Linked DNA regions of Homo sapiens: region 1 is linked to region 2. The links are chromatin loops, found by intact Hi-C in ENCODE. Cell type or tissue: CD14-positive monocyte. All regions are shown on one strand. Links, peaks and the distances in the headings refer to the core of each region. The heading gives the core; the rest is flanking DNA. Region 1 has its middle 110 kb from the start of SYT6. Region 2 holds the start of SYT6 (synaptotagmin 6).

Region 1 (8,331 bases), core at 254-8,253, 110 kb before region 2:
TACGGTGTCAGCACCACACGTTCCAGATAGTGCTCTAGAAGTTCAAGGTGGTGTTTGGTGATGATTTTCCTCAAACCAGTTGCATGACCATGGACAGGTTACCCACTCCAGGCCTCAATTTCTTCATCTAGGAAACAAGAACAATAATTTTCGTGACAGGACATCATCTATTAATGCATGTGTGTTTCCAAACTCTCCTCTTCCCCTGCCCATTAGGTGGCTGTGTCATCCAAGTTTCTCCCAGGGTGCAGGAAGAAGAACGAGGGCAAACTGCGAAAAATAATTGTTTCTTTTTAAAAAATGTCCTACTTTTATTTTAAGTTCAAAGGTACATGTGTAGGATGTGTAGGTTTGTTACATAGATAAGTGTGTGCCATGGTGGTTTGCTGCACAGATCACCCTGTCACCCAGGTACTAAGCCCAGCAACCATTAGCTATTCCTGATGTTCTCCCTTCTCCCACCCCCACCCTCCGACAGGCCCCTGTGTTGTTCCCCCACATTTGTCCATGTGTTCTCATCATTCAGCTCCCATTTATAAGTGAGAACACATGATATTTGGTTTTCTGTTCCTGTGTTAGTTTGCTGAGTATAATGGCCTCCAGCTCCATCCATGTCCCCGTAAAGGACATGGTCAGTTTCTTAAAAAGTTAAACTTACAAGAGAATCCAGAAATTGCCCTCCTGGGATTCTACCCAAGAGAAACAAAAATGTATATTCACACAAAGAAATGTATGTAATTGTTCATAGCAGCATTATTCACAATAGCCAAAAACTTGAAACAATTCAGTTGTTTATCAGCTGGTGAACAGATAAAATGTGATTTATCCACATAATGGAATACTATTCAGCAATTAAAAAAAAGCTACAAATCCACACTACAACATGGATGAACCTTGAAAACATAACGTAGCCAGATGCAAAAGAATACACATTGCATAATTTCATTATGTAAAATGTCCAGAAAAGGCAAATTTATAGAGACAGAAAGTAGATTAGTGGTTGCCTAGGGCTTGGGGTGGGAACAGGGATTAACTGCAAAGAGGAAATATTTTGCGGTGATGGAAATGTTTTCAAACTGAATTTTTGTGATGGTTGCAGAGCTCTATAAATTTACTAAACATCATTGAATTATATACTTATAATGGGTGAATTTTATAATATATAAACTGTACCTCAATGCAGCTGTTTTTAAAAAAATTTGAGAAGCACTCTTCAAGAACACTCCTGCTCACTTGATACTTAAATGACAGTTTCCATGGAATTTGGTCCTTAACCCTCGTGCTTCTTATTTTTGTCAATTATTCTCAACTTGGGAGTTTGTATGTTCCCTGTGGAACCGTTTCAAAATATAAACACTGAAGAGTACCGCCTCCTTCCTGTAGCTCCCTACACCCCAATTATGATAGGCCCCAGGACAGAAAAGTGGTTAACACACACATTTTGCAAATGTTCCCCCAGACCACTCTGATACAAACCATACTCCCTGGGTGAGTTAATCAAAACCAAGGGGTGCTTAATTGATGGCATCCTAGGTAACTTCCTAGATAACTATTGATCCAATTATATTGGTGCATAACAAGTTTATATCCAAACTTAGTGGCTTGAAATAACAACATTTATTTTTCTCATGCATCTGTAAATTTGGCACAGCTCCATGGGAATAGCTTGTCTCTGTTTCATTGAGCATCAACTAGGTGGCTTGAAGGCTGGGAACTGGAATTATCTGACAGCCATTCATTCTCATGTTGAGTACCTGGGCTGGAAGACTGAAAAAGCCAGATGCAGCAACATCTGGGGCTCCTTATATGTTTCTACCTGTGGTCTCTAAGATGTGGTCTTTCCATGTAGTCTCTCCAACATGGCAGCTTCAGGGTGGCCAGACTTCTCGCATGGTGACTCAGGGTTCCAAAGACACATGTCCGAGAGAGAGAGAAAGCCCAGGTAGAAGCTGCATTGCCTTTTATGAGCTAGCCTTGGAAGTCATGTGGTGTCATTTCTGCTGCATTCTATTGTTTGAAATGGTTGGTTACAAAGCACCTCCCAGGTTCAAGGAGGTGGGAACACAGACACTCACCTCTTGATGGAGAGATCTCAACATCACGTTGTAAGAAGAGCAAGTGGAATGGGATCTATACTGTTTTGAGTATCTTTGAAAAATACAATATTCCATAGCTGTTTCAAACTCTCTTTTCTTTCCTCAGACTTCCAACGATTCCAACTCTATCCTTGCTTTGAGTTCATGATCTTGCTTCCAATCTTACTGGAGAAGCAATCATCCTGTCTCTGCACATTTTTTCTTTCTTCCCTGCAGAAATAGTTGATGGATGACCTTCTCCATGCTCTCAGTTAAGGCCGCTGCCTGTGATATGGTTTGGCTGTGTCCCCACCCAAATCTTATCTTGAATTGTAGCTCCCATAATTCCCATGTGGTGTGGGAGGGAGCTGGTGGGAGATAATTAAATCAAAGGAACAGTTTCCCTCATTTTGTTTTCATGGTGGTGAAAAAGTCTCACAAGATCTGATGGTTTTATAAGAGGAAAGCCCTTTCACTTGGTTCTCATTCTATCTTGCCTGCTGCCATGTAAGACATGCCTTTCACCTTCTGCCATGATTGTGAGGCCTCCCCAGCCATGTGGAACTGAGTCCATTAAACCTCTTTTTCTTTATAAAGTACCCAGTCTTGGGTAAGTATCAGCAGCATGAAAATGGACGAATACAGCCTGCATTTATACACTAGAGTTCACCCCACCCTGCCTCCTATCCCCTCAAGCATATTGCTTCAGCATTCCTCCAGCGCAATCAGATTTTCCTTCTACTGGATCATTCCCTTCCCCATGCTCCCTTCTTCCTTTATTCTCAAAACTCACTTAATCCCATTTTCCCTCTAGTCACTAGCTTCTTTCTCACCTTCCTTTTTTAGTAAAACTCCTTGGTTAAATGTGCTATCTTCAGTGTGCTCCCATTTTCTCTTGAACCCATTCCAGTAAAGTTTGCTCTCTCATTCCACTAAAATCATTCTCTTGAAGGCCATCTGTGATTCCAACTATTATGTTGGAATATTCAGTGATTGCTTCTCAGTCATTGTTTTTGACCCATCAACAGCATTTTGGATTCTAAATTGTTCTCACTTGTTTGAGACATTTTTCTTCACCTGGGTGCTGGACAACAAACTCTCCTAGCTTTTCCTTTGATTTTTCTGGCAGCCCCTTTTTTCCAGTCATTTTCCTTTTTCCTTCTCTTCTTCCTGACCTCTGAAAGTTGGGATGCCCCAGGTCAGTCTGTGGATGCTGAGGTGGTTTTTACTGTGTCATTTAATTAATCTGGGAACTGAGTTTCTCAGAGTCCTCTTTTCTGTATGATTCCAGGCTAGAGTTGGCCAAAAGAGGAACTTGTGTGATATTTGGAAGTTAGAAATAAAGCAGTAGCCATTACTGTACAGGTCATCATAGTCAGATGTAGTTGGTCAGGATAGGCACACAGGTGCCAAGCAGTTTCTAGCATATCCTTGCTCTCCTCTTCTCCAAGTCCAGCTCTTCTCCTCAACTGCTAGCCCTACTGCCAAGAGTGGCCCAGGCCCACCACCAGACACTTGACTGTGGACCACAGAAGCATTAGCTATACCGAGGCTAAAGTTTCCTGTAGACCTATCCATGAGTCCCCCCTTCATAGGTGTTGGACATGTCTGGCTTAGATTGACTGACTCCTTTCCTGATCATCCAACACCACTTCTATACCTTTCCATCCCTAACTCCTTCCACAATTGTGAGGTCTTATTACTATAATAAATCCTTTATCCCATAACATCCGTAGCAATTCTGCTTCCCTAACTAAAGCCTTACTGACACAGTTATTGGTATCAAATGTGGTTCTAGGGGAATAGAATCTTAATACTGGGAATCTGGAATTGGTTCACTGATCTGACTAGATTTACAGGCATGAAAGACCCCATTACCGATGATAAATTGGACACTGGCAACCCATGGCATATAATGCCAAATCTTTATTTAAATGACCATCTGTAGCCATTGCAATCAAGCTCAAAGCAAGGCATTGAGTACCAAATGGCTGCTGCCATATAAGATTTTAGAGCAAATAAAAATGATGAAGAACTTGGTTGCTTCCTAGTATACTGGAGAGCTTGGGTAAAGAAAATAATGAGCTCAGTGCTCAATAGTCCCAGATCAAGGTCCACGTGATGAGCTAGAAAGCTCCTCTAACTCCCCTGAAAGAAACCCTTATCTTCTGTAGGTGCAGGGCTAAGATCCTGAAATCCAAACCCATGGTCTAATTTTGAAGATTGCTGAATTACAGGGCAAAAAGAATTTACACCTGTGAATGTACGAAAAAAATAATTAAATTATACATTTAAAATGGATGAATTGCACAGTGTGTAACTTGTATCTTTAAAAAGGTGTTATCAAAAAATTCACAACCTTGAAGGGTCTTATGTGAAAGTCAGAGCATTGATTGGGACAGAGGGATCCTGAAAATTGGGATAGGGACATATGGGCAGTTTCTGATGAAATAGAGGACCTCGATTTCCAAATTCTGCCAAGGCTTTTTTGTCAATAAAAGCAGTCCTTCCTCTTCTGTCTGCGGAAGTTAGTCTCGCCTGTCTTCAGGACCCATAATAATCTGTTCTGAATGGAGTGACTTGCATGGGACTGCTGATGTCCATTAGGATGTACCTTCATCATAGACCCTGTTCCTTTCCCATTCCAATCACTGATGTAGATGGGACATCCAGTGATGTCTTATCCAATCACATGGTTTTAAGTGCCATCTCTATGCTGAAGATGAAAATTTATAGCTTCAGCTTAGACCTCTCTTTTGAACTTCAGATATATATATTCAATTTCTTTCCTTAAATCTCCATATATTGAATTTCTTTCCTTAAATCTCCACTCAATACCTAATAGGCATCTCAAAACCGATATGTCAAAAATGAGCCCTTTCTATTTTTGCTCCTCTTGCAGTCTTCCCTATCTCAATCAAAGGCAACTCCATGGCTGGCATTCTTGATGTCTTCTCCTTCTCTCACATCCACATTTAAAATTTTATCCCATCTAGCTGTACCTTCACAATATATCCAGAACTTAGCATTTCTCACAGTCACCACTGCCATCATCCTAGTCTCTATCATCTGTCACCTGTGTTGCTGTAATGGCCTCTGAATTGTCCCCTTTTCAGTCTATGTCCAACAGAGTAGCCAGAGTGATTCTGTTAAAATGCAAATGATTCTGTTAATATCACATTATTACTTCACTCAAAACCTTGCAGTGGCTTCCAATTTCCCTTAGAGTGAAAGCTGGAGTCTTTACGATGGTTTGTGGGACCCTGGGTGACCTGTCCCCCCATGCCCCTCCCCATACCTCTGACCTCATCTGTTTCTACTTTTCCCCCTCATTGTTCCAGCCAGCCTCACTGGCTGTTCCAGGGGTTCACTTCACCACAGGGCCTCTACTCAGAATGCCTGTCCCTCACAAGAGCCACATACCTCACTTCTCAGCCACTTTCTCAGTAAGGCCTTCCCTGGGCACCCACTTTACAGTTTAAACTCTTTCCACTCCTGATGTTCCTATTGCCTTTTTTGCCTTATGTTTCTTCCTCATTACTTATCATTTTCCTGCATACTCTATATAGGCAAGAGTTTTTACCTTTTTTCTTTTTCTCTCTACTGTTGTAACCCCAGTACCTGAAACTGTGCCTGGCACATAGTAGTCTCTCAAAGAAATGGCTGAATGAAAGAATGAAAGCATGCAAAGCATTTAACATGGTGTATCATAAGTACTCAGTACAGTGAGCTGTTACTATTTAGCTAATTGTTTTAACCACAAAGTTGGGAGATGTTCTCGGCTTTCTCGCTTTCTCTTTCTTTCTCTCTTCCATTTTCGTATCTAACTACTCATGAAATTCTATAGAATCTACCTGGGGTTAACCTCTCATCATTTCTCACCAGGATTATTGGAACTGGTTCCACACTGACTCCTGTCCTTTTCTCTCCCCTTCTTTTTTTTTTTTTTAAACATTCCTGCTAGAGTTTCAGAATCACAAAGCTGATCATGTCAATCCTCTGCTTAAAATTCCTCAATGGCTCAGCAGACCTGTCAGGATAAAGTTTCTAGTCTTCACTTGGTACACAAATCCTCTCCTGATGCAGCCCTCTGACCCCTTCCTGGCGTCTTTTCCTGAGATTCTTCCTCACACCCTTTGCTCAAACCAAACAGAGCCAACTGAAGTTCCCCAATGACCAATGCCAAGTTATACCTTGGTGTAACTTGGTGAGCCCATAAACACATGGCTTTTGCATATGCAGTCCCTGCTGCCTGCAATGACTTTCCTCTTCCTTTCTCTCTTTTTAAAATCTCACTAATCATACTCATCTTTCACATCTCATTTCAAGCATGACAGACTCCAGAAATTCTTCCTTGACCTCTCAGTTTGATTTAGAGAGCAGTTTTCTCTGTATGTCCCCATAATAACACTTACAATCCTTTAGTGGAATTGATAGTTTACTGTCTGCCTCCCCCATTAGTGAAAACAAACCTGGAGGGTTGCGGGTGGAAGCTTCACACTGTACTTTGCACCTCTGTGCCGAACACAGAAAGGCAGGGGTCAGAAATTTTTGCTGAATTAGTGATGGTTGTATGGTTAAGACTGCCAGCTTCTTACGGCTGCCTTGTTGAGAGGAAGAGAGGCAGGCTGGAAGCTGGGAGGCAAGACATTCATGCGAGGGACATTTAGAGTTGGACTTCTCTGGGGGTGAGTGAGTAACCATTTTAGATAGCATAGGGAAGGGTCAGACACTGAAACAGCAGTAATAGGATAAGCATGCTGCACTTTGTACTCTTGATTTGAAAAAATTTCTGGTGTTTTCTTTGTGCATTGCCTTTTTATTGTCTTTTAATATTTAACATAGTCTAATGGAAAAAGCCCAGCCTGCCTTAGCTGCTCTAAAATAATCCAGCAGAAACAGTTTGGGTCCATGATTGAGTCGGCGTATTAAAGGGGTAGCCACGTCCCTCCTGATGATGGCAGCAAGAGTCTTTCCTGAACAGAAAAGGATGTCTAGTGCTCATCACTTTGCAGGGGGTAAGACTTCCCTGTATGCCTTCACCAAAGGAAAGGTAAGACTTACAGTGCGCATTTCTCCCCTCCTACAGATTATCTTTCCTGAGCGGACACCTCAAATCTTCTGTGCTTTCTTTTGTCAGAGAAGCTTTGCCCATTCACAGATGCTTAATACATGTTTGGAAGAAGAGGCTTTCTGATTGGTTCCAGACATGAAGAGGCATTCTGATTGGTGGGTGCAGAGGTAGAGGTAGGTAGGTAGAGTGGGTGAGGGCAGGAGAGTGCAGATAGAAAGGTGATGGAAAGGCCCAGAAAATTCCTGCTGAGGGCAGAGCACAAAGGCACCACAGATGGTGAGCACATAAACACATGACTTGACTGTGAGGATTTCATTCTTTTGAAAGAACTTGTCATGGGAAAGGGGCAAATATTTAAGCAACAGTTGGAGTGTTGGCAATTACATCTCCCACAGATGAATTTAAGATGGCAAACGGGTGACAGAGGACAATTTGGTTTAGAACAGAGTGTTAAGACTACGGTAATAGAAAGCAATCTGTTCAAGGAGAGGTCTTGGAGGGCATGAAAAATAAAAATAACACCAAGCAAGTGAAATGGATAAATAATGGAGAGAGGCAATAATGGCCACCTTACAGTCGCTGAGAAAACACCAACATTAATAAATCTTGAAAGACACATACAGGATGCTGCAGACAAAGGAGGGGACTCTCACGACAGCGGGTGAAGAGGTTGGGAAAGTGGTACAACTAACAAAAACTAACATTTGACAGAAAAAACCGACAGGTACTAGTCTGCCATTTGTTTTATGTGGCTATAGAGGCTGTCTATGTAGTTTCCTTCCTTTAAAAATGTCAGCCATTATAAATATTCATCATCACGTAGCTAGGAGAGAGTGATTTTAAACTCATAAAATTTTAGTGCTGGGGTTTAGAGGTCAGCTCTTCCAACTGCCGTCCTTTACAGATGAGGGCACTGAGGTCCAGGGAGAGGATGTGATTTGTGCAGGATCACACTCCCAGGCAATGCACTTGACTTCCTTCTAGTGTTCTTTCCATGACATGAGGAGTTTCCAGCTTTTGAAAGTAAGAAGATGCCCTTTTTAATGTCAAATGTTGAACACCCTCACCTGCGTCTTAAGTATCCTGCATTGTATTCATCACAATAGCCCCACAGACATTTGAAAATGCATAGTACACCTATGAGTGACATGTGATAGTTTCTGTCTCTGGGCAGCCTGGTGC
Region 2 (8,331 bases), core at 66-8,065:
AGGCCATTGTATACAGGAAACAGCACAGGATTGCATCCCATGTGCCTGGCACAGACTGGGTCTTAGTAGGACCTCAATAAATGTTGAATGAGTGAACGAGTGGCATGAAAAGACAGACTTGAGCTCTGGCTCGGCCACTCACTAGCTGTGAATCCTGAGCCAGTTATTTCTAGCCTCTCTGGGACCTCACCAGTGAAATGAGAATAATACTGTCCAATCTTGGGGTTGTTGTATGAAATGAGATAACATACGTAAGACTGTTGTGTAAACTGTGCCATGCTTTACAAAGGTAGAGAAGTATTAATAAAGGTTGGGGGCTGACTCATTAAAACCATTACTATGGCTCTAGCAAACAGCAGAAATGTATATAAGGCTTGGGGGCTGGGATAGAAAAGGATTTTTATTCTACCAAATGGATGGAAGCTGGAATTTGGTAAACAGATTTGTTCTCTCCAGGGACTCCAACACCTCAGTTCTGTAGGGGGCTTCAGTCCACTGACCCAAAGCATGCTCTGTTGATTCTTCCTACCTGAATTCTGTTGAAATCAAGAATTAAGACTTCCTAGTTTTGACAGGGCCTTTTCAGGTTTGTTGTTTTAATTAGTTTTGGCATTTTATCTGGTTTCCTTTCATTAGTGGAACAGCCAGAGACCTAAGATTGCAAACTCTCTCCAGGCTCCTTGGGGAGAGCTCCAATCTTTGGAGTCCTGGTCTTACAAGAATCTTGGCTTGGCCCTTTCCTGGAAGCAGGGCTCTGACCACAGGACACAGTCCAGGCACAGAGACACCCCAAGCTGCTCTCTGAGGAGTCCTACCTCTGTCAAGAGTGAAGCAACCAAGCACATATGGAGCCATGAAGCTGTCTGGCCCCAACCCCGTATTTTATCAATGACACCATCTTTCCTCTAGACCAGTAACTGGGTCCAAGAGGCAACTGAAATGGCTAAGGTCAAAGAGCCAAGAGCATTGCAAAGAGGCACAGGAAAAAATCTTTCACTGCATTGTAATTTATTTCTAAATTTTTATTTATTGTAAAGGCAATTTTAAAATATTGTAACCTTTTGTAAGAAAATAAGAAAAAGTATTCACATCCCCACCATCTTTCTGCCGCATGGTGAAGAAGGAAGGAGCGCTGATCTGCTGTCTGAAGGCCTGAATTCCAGTTCTCTGCCATCTCCTCCCTTGTGGACTAGGAACCAGTCACTTAATCTCCTCATCTACTAGATGGATGATTAGGATCCACCCATTGTGCCTCTCAGTATTTTTGTAAGAATTACATGAGATAAATTCCTTCTGGACAATTTGCAGAGACTTGCCCCATGGAAGAATACAGGTTAACCTCTGAATAGTGTACCTGCTAAATTTTCCTCTACATTCTGAAAAAAGGAAGAAAGGGGACAGGAACCATCATTTAACACTTGCCATGGATCAGTCACAGTACCTTCACCATTTAACCCAACTCATGTAATCCTTGCCTTGTACACTGTGAAGCAGGCCCTATATGTCCCGTTTTACAAATGAGGAAGCTGAAGTTCAGAGAGCTAAAGTATAGCACCTAAAGCAATCCAGTTGGTAAATAACAGACCCAGGATTTGAACGCAGATCTGTCCAACTCCAAAGCCGTGCTGTTTCTTCTGTACAAGGTCAGTGAGAAGAGGACTATTTGGCTCCCTTCCTAGCCCTTCCATTCTGACATCATCTTCACTTCTCAGTAATGGAGACAGACCTCGACCCACCATGGTTAGGCCTAGCTCTAAAGTTGTTTGAAGGATGATACTGCCTTCTGACCTTCAACCTGTCTCTGCTTCCCCGAACTCCAGCCTGCTTTTGTCCACAAAGCCAGGCTGGATGCAGAAAACATTGTCCAGTCTTCCCAAGTCTGATGTGGAATATTGTGTGCTTGAGCAGAGAGCACAGAACAGAGATGAGACTGCTGAAATAGGGGAGGAATGGGAGAGAGGCAAATATACCCTGGTTCAGGATGTTTGAACTGCCAAGCATATTTCTTGGAATAAAAGCAAGAATGGACGCTTTCAAAAAGCACCTAGGCATTGACCTTGAGCTCTGCAACGTCTTCTGCATCTTCTCAGGTAAGGAGGAATCCCTGAAAACTCTGATGATGGCTTGGGACAGCATGATTTGCAGAAGTCACCCAGCTTTGGCTAGATTTGCTATCTTGGTATGGGGGCTGGGGGAGAGAGTGTCATCTGCAGGAAATACTGATAAAGCTGTTCTGGCTGAAACCCCATAGGGAATCCATAGTACAGTTTATTCCAAATAATGATATGAAGTTATACCCTCAAATACAGGACCTCAACTTGATTCTGCAGTAGACTAGGTTCAACTGATGTTTGTTTTTTTGAGTAAATTAACACTTCTGCAGAAGGCGGCTACATGCCTCAGTAAGCAGAGGATGGGGGAGGTGGGGAGAAGAGACCAGGGGCCCTCAGGGTTGGGTCAGAGCCTCCTTAGCTTCTATCCACGTGGCAAAGCTGTAGGTGTGCTTGTGTGTCTATTCCTCTGTGTCTCTCCCTGCACGTCAGACAATCCAGCTACAATCGTCAGACTGCTCCCTTTACATTTCTGCTGGGGACTTGGAGGGAGGAGGGAATGGGGAAAGGGCTCCCTATTTAGAAATTGCATTGAGATGGAAAGACAATATGACACATCGGCTCATGTCAAAGGAGCTCATTCTTCCCGCCTACAGCATTAGCAATTTCCTACCAAGGTTCAATTTTTTTAAAGAAATTATTATTTGGTTTTAATTTATTTTATTTGCAACATAACTCAACAAGACATTGCTGCTCAGAGCAGAGTGGGAGCCTGCCCAAGGGCAGAGACTTAAGTTGGGGGCAGGAGATGAGCACATTGGCTATTTCCGAAGAGAGGAGGGCATAGGAGTGGGAGGCCTCTTGTTTCTGTCTCAAACCTCCTCTCATTCTGCCTCCCATTCCACCCCAGCTCCTCTTCCTGCATCTGAGAAGTCTGGTCTGGAGGTGCCCAGACTCGGGATGCTCCATGCATGGCTGTAGGCGCAATGAGAACGATGGGGGAGGGGGAGCTGAAAGTGAGTTGGCCTCTGTAAAACCACCCTCAGCTTCAGAGCCAGGAAAGGCTGCCTCCCTCCTCCCTTTGCCCCAGCCTCCTCTTTTCTCCCTCATGTAAAATCCTAGAGTGCTGTTGCTGGAAGGAGCCTCAAAGAGCTCCTAATCCAACTTCACATAGGCACACTGAGCCCCAGATAGGGGATGTGACAGCCTCGTGGCTGCTTTGGTGCACCAGCCCTGAATCCCAGCCCTCCCAGGCCCTGTCCAATGTACTTATTTGCCACCACTCCATGCTTAACTGTCTCTGCTCCTGCTTCTCTCCTCCCCACCCCTAAACCCAAACTCAGAATGGGATTTCTCTGAGAGATAGAATTGAAGGGCAACAATTCCACTTCTTTCCACCTCTTTCCCTCTCTGGGTTTGAGTGGGACCCTGGATCCTCCCTCCCAGCTCTTGGTGGGACCCTGGGACTCTGAATTTTATCTCTTCATATGGGAAGAAGCAAAGGTGTGTTTGGGGGTTGGGTTTGCAGGGCAAAGGGGTTTGAGAGACAAAAAAGTTTCCATCATTACATGAAGAATTTTTCTGCTTTGTGGCTGGTTATGTGACCACAGTGGTATCAGCAATTGACCTGGGGGCTGGGGGAGGTAGCGGGCTAAAGAGGACAACTAGGGTGAGGCTTTACCTTAATGTCTCCTTCTGAATGTGTGTTTCTTTACCTGTACATCTGTCTCCCTGTCTGTTTCTCTGTTCTCTATTTCCTATAACTGTCTCTCTGTATCTCTGTCTCATCCTCTGTCTCTCTCATTTGTATCTGTCTCTTGCCTCTATTTCTGTCTCTGTTTCTTTCTCTCTGTCTCTCTCATCTCTGTCTCTCCCACACACGCTAACTCCTACAATCCAACTTCAATAGCTATTGACTGACCCAGGGGCCCTAACCTGTTTCTGCAGCCCTATCAGGGCAGCAGCTCCTTCACACTGCTAGATTGAGAAATGCCAGGTCCGGAGCTGCTGCCGGGGCGCCAGAGACGCTGCAGAAGCGCCTGCCGAGTGTGGAGGCTGAATCCAGGAACAATGAGAAATTATCTGTTAATTCTCGGCTCCTGCCACCTGCTCTGCTCCAAACAAGCTCCTTTGCCTTCAGTTTAGATGCAAATTCCCCCACTCGATGTAAGCAAAATATTGATTTCCCTGCATCACAGGTCTGGGCCCTTGGAATGGTCCTGTGTTTTTTCATTCTCTGCAAAGGCAAAACAAGGTGCTTTGTTCTGTGAATTTCCCCCAGGAACTCGCGAGGGGGAGGGAGAAATAGCAGGGGAGTGACAGAGTTGCCATAAACACGGGCAAAGAGCAGTTCTCCATTTGTATTTTACATAAACACAAACCTGCCACTTGGGAAACTGCTAATAAGCGTTTAGCCAGAGGCTCTTCTGGGTGCTGAGATCTGCATCGGGTGATGGAAAAGAAATTAATGGGGCCTCTAGGCTCCTCAGGTGGGTTTTCAGAAGCACCAGGAAGGCGCATAGGGATGCCAGAGCCCCACTTGTTCTTGGAACAGCAACCAAACACCTCCAGCAGGAAGGCAGCCCGGATTGCACAGTATCGCCTGCGTCGTGTCTGCTTGGTCCCTGCCTGAGTTCCTAGCCTTCTGCTATCACAGGCACAGGGGTCAGGGTGGAAGCTGCGAACCTTCAACAATTGCCTCTCCCTCGTCCCCTAAACTTATGCCCACGCGATGGTAGCACCAACTGGGTCTTCAGCACCGTGGACAGAGCCAGGGGGCGCCTCACGGTGGAAAAGCCGCCTGGCTGGGCCAGGGTCCTCACAGGCCTTGCCTTAGCCCTTGGTGCCCCAGGCACCAGCTGCTAGGGGATCGCAAGTCCAAGGGCCGGTTGGCACAGATGGCGCGCAGTGGAGACCGCCAGGAGCTAAGGCTCCGAATCTCCTCCCTCCGGAACGTGAGTCACTGCCCGAGTCACTTCCAATAAGCGTGTTAATTAAGAGGCAAGACCTTTCTCCCTCGCCAGCCACTCGGGCATACACCAACCCAGCAGCCTCCAGGGGCTGCAGCTAAAGCTTCCTTCCCAGCTCCGGGAGAGCAAATGGACCTGAGTCTGGGGCTTCAGGCGAGCCCCACACAGAAGGGGCCCCACCGCCGACAGGTGTAGATCAAGAGACTCCCGAGATAGGCCCCTGCAGGGCGCTGGTCCCCCGGCCTCCCTGACCATGGCTCACAGACTTCCAGCGCTGAGTGAGGCAGCTCGAAGCCTCTCAGCCGATCTGTTCCTGGGCCTCACTCCACAGTTTCTGAGGGGATCTCTACTTTAAGTCTAGCCTCAATCCTCCCGTTGAGCTTTCTGTCTTTCTTGTTATGCTTAGCAGAAAGATACATGATCTCTGGTGCTGTTTCACCGAAGCAAGGAGGTGGGTCGGCGGAACTGAGCGCCCTGCGCCCTCTTGAAATGACCCCCCATTCCTGTTTGCCAGAAACTTTTCCCTCCCGTTGCCATGGAGAGAGACGGCCGCTGCCTCCCGTCGCCATAGCAACATGCGGGTACCGCGGACCGCAGGATTGCGGAGCTCGGAAAGTCTTGCAGTTCGCATCGCCCGCCTGTCTTGGGGTCTTCTACCTCCGAAGCTGGGACTCGGGGGCCAGTCTAACTGCTCCCGTCAGGAACCTCGGCCAAGGTCCTCCCAGACCCTGCCTGACCGTCGCTCTTTCTGTTACGGGGTTATCTATTTCTCTGTCATTCGTGTGGCATGTGGCAGTTTACCCAGTGTTTTCACAAACACGATCTTTCTATCCCCAGGGAGTCCGTGAAGTACTTAAAATCATTACACCTCCTTTACGGAGAGGAAAATTGAGGCTCAGAGACGCCCAAGGTCACACCAGGCAGTGAATGCGGAGTGGGAACCCGGACTCTTTCCTGGCCTTGCACCCTCCGAGATTCGGGACAGCCCGGCTTCCCGCCTCGAAACCCCCACCCCCCGGACTCAGGCCAGTCCCTGAGTGTAGAGGGGGCGGCCGCGAGGCGCCAGACTCGCCAGCTGCCGCGGGATGCCACGTGAGGGGCGGGGACCCTGCGGGGAAGTGATTAAAAGCAGAGCGGAGCCGCAGGGGGCCGCTGCAGGGAGGGTCTTCTTGGGGCCGTCGTGCCCCGCCCCAGTGCGGCCGGGGCGCGGGTTCGAGCTGCTGCTCGGCAAGCCTGGGTGTCTAGGGCATGAGCGGAGTGTGGGGGGCCGGCGGGCCTCGGTGCCAGGAGGCGCTCGCGGTCCTCGCCTCGCTGTGCCGGGCCCGGCCGCCCCCTCTCGGGCTGGACGTGGAGACTTGTCGGAGCTTCGAGCTGCAGCCCCCAGAGCGGAGTCCCAGCGCGGCAGGCGCAGGTAACGGGAGACCCAGGGCCCCCTCCCTTCCTGGATATCCGTCCTGCGATCTCCCTTCCCCAAAGCCCCGGTCCCAGGAGCCCCAGAACCTAGAGAGAACTCCCCAGCTCGGGATTCTGGATTGGGAGCCAGCCTCGTCCAGCCCTCTGGCCCATCGCTTGCACAGCCAGGAGAGACCCGAAGGGGAGCGGAGGTTGGGGTAGAAGCCCCCGGCCCTCCTGTATTACTACTGCGGAATGCGGGGGACCCCGCAGACAGCCAGGCTCCCAGGACGGGGCACCCTTGGGGCTTCAGTTTCCCTCGCATCTCCAAGCTCGCTCTGCGGGCGATTTGCCAGGAGAGGGGTCCATGGAGAGAGCGGGAGACGAGGGGCGCCCGGCTGAGGAATAGGGCTTGCCTCCTAGCGAGTGTCGAGGTCCCCGGGTCCGTGCGTCGGTCTGTCCGTCCGTTTGTGTGTTCTCGCGGTGAACGCGGGCGGACCCCCAGTCTCTCCGGGAGAAACTTGGGTCTGCGGCTGGCACGAGGTCTTTGTGTCCGGGTGTCTCTCCGGCTGCGAGTGGTTTTCCGCGTCTCCGCTGGGGGGCGGGGGACAGGGGGCGGGGTGGGGGAGGGTATGAGGGTGTTGCGGCGTCCTTCCCCCACCCCCTCTCGCCCCTATAACTCGCTCCCTCCGTCCCTCTCGGACTCGGACTCGGGGCCGGTGCGCGACTGAGCTGGCGCCTCTAGCCGACTTTGCCAAGAGGGCGCCTCCTGCCCGATCCGCGCTGACCCTGCGCGGGACGCAGCCCCAGGCGGCTGCCTAGCCGAGGCGGGAGCCCGAGCTGAGTCGAGCTCGCCGGAGCGGGTGAGTCCCGAGCCCGATCCCCGCCGGGCTGGACCCTGGCGCGCAGCTGCGGCGTCTCCGGGGAGTCGCGGCAGGGGGAATGGCGTGTCGCGCCCTGGCGGCGGGAGCTGCGGGAGGGTCGGCGACGTGGCGGCCGGCCCAGGGTATTTACCTGCTGCACCAGTGCCCGGCAGCCACGCTCGCCGGCTGCCGCGGGGCTTCTTTGTCCCGATATCTGGAGGGTCCGGGGCGGGAGGGAGTACTGGGTCGCGTCCCCTCCATGGGGGAGGGGCTGGGGGAGTGAGAGGCCTGGAGATAATGCGGAGTGGGGGTGGGGAGATCCTGCAAGGACCAGGACGCCGGGGTTCCAGGAGACTCTGCAGGCTCCATCCCTCCTTATTCCCCCACCCCGACCCCAGTAGCGCTGGGCCTAGGAGCACTCGGGAGTTGCTCAGTGGCTCTGCACCGCTGGCGCGGGAAGGGGAGAAAGGGGCTGCCAGAGGCGGGAATTTGGTCCCCACGCGCTGCTCCAGGGACGAGAAGCCAGGGACCGGCGGTTCTGGGAGCAGGTACAGGTGGGGTAAACTCCCCAGCGGCTGCAGGTCCCAGGGTCCTGTTTTCTTTCACTTGAGGTTAAAGGTCGTATATAGAGGTAGATACCCGTGAGGAGCAGTTCGGGGGAGGGGGCGGTGGGCCAAGGGGAGGCTTGTGTGTGTGAGGGGGCTGTATCCAGCCTTGGGGTGAGCGGAGCCCACCTGAGCCCTGTGAGGGTCGTAGGAGGCGCTGCTGTCCCTAGTTGTGGCAATGTTTAGTCAATGGTTTGATCACTGCAGCAGAAGGGACTGAGGTTAGACATAAAGAACTTTTAGAGGGTGGTACAGAGATGGAGGTTGGGGAAGTTGATTCCCTGCCTTGGAGATTCGCAGAACACATTAGGCCTAACAAGTTATTATTATAAGACTCTGGTTCTCTGGTGCCATCCCCTCCTACACCACGCATACACACCAGACACAGAATTTTCCCTATCAGGGAGCCTCTTCCTGCCTCTCCCTACTCCCCAGCTCCCTTCCGTCTTTT

What was found. Hi-C counts contacts between places; a loop is a spot of excess contacts. Peaks named below come from ENCODE experiments on the same cell type or tissue, not always from the same donor. Only the 100,000 strongest peaks of a DNase experiment are listed, where the experiment ranks them.
Region 1: it touches region 2 in a loop (2.1-fold over the local background); 4 of 110 quality-filtered maps call a loop at or near these places.

Annotation. Positions count from the first base shown.
Region 1 is chr1:114,261,003-114,269,333 of GRCh38, reverse strand. No RefSeq gene overlaps it. Among named protein-coding and RNA genes, the nearest start is that of SYT6, 110 kb to the right of the region's middle. In CD14-positive monocyte, for the core only: no CTCF peak of the experiment used is centred there; no DNase peak of the experiment used is centred there; H3K27me3 peaks cover 1,410 bases.
Region 2 is chr1:114,151,710-114,160,040 of GRCh38, reverse strand. SYT6 (synaptotagmin 6) reads left to right here and starts at 6,172. Exons shown (of 8, transcript NM_001253772.2): 1 at 6,172-6,431. The coding sequence starts at 6,269. RefSeq lists a silencer at 3,160-3,454 and an enhancer at 4,384-4,997. In CD14-positive monocyte, for the core only: no CTCF peak of the experiment used is centred there; DNase peaks (open chromatin) are centred at 5,010 and 7,240; H3K4me3 peaks cover 3,100 bases; H3K27me3 peaks cover 7,179 bases.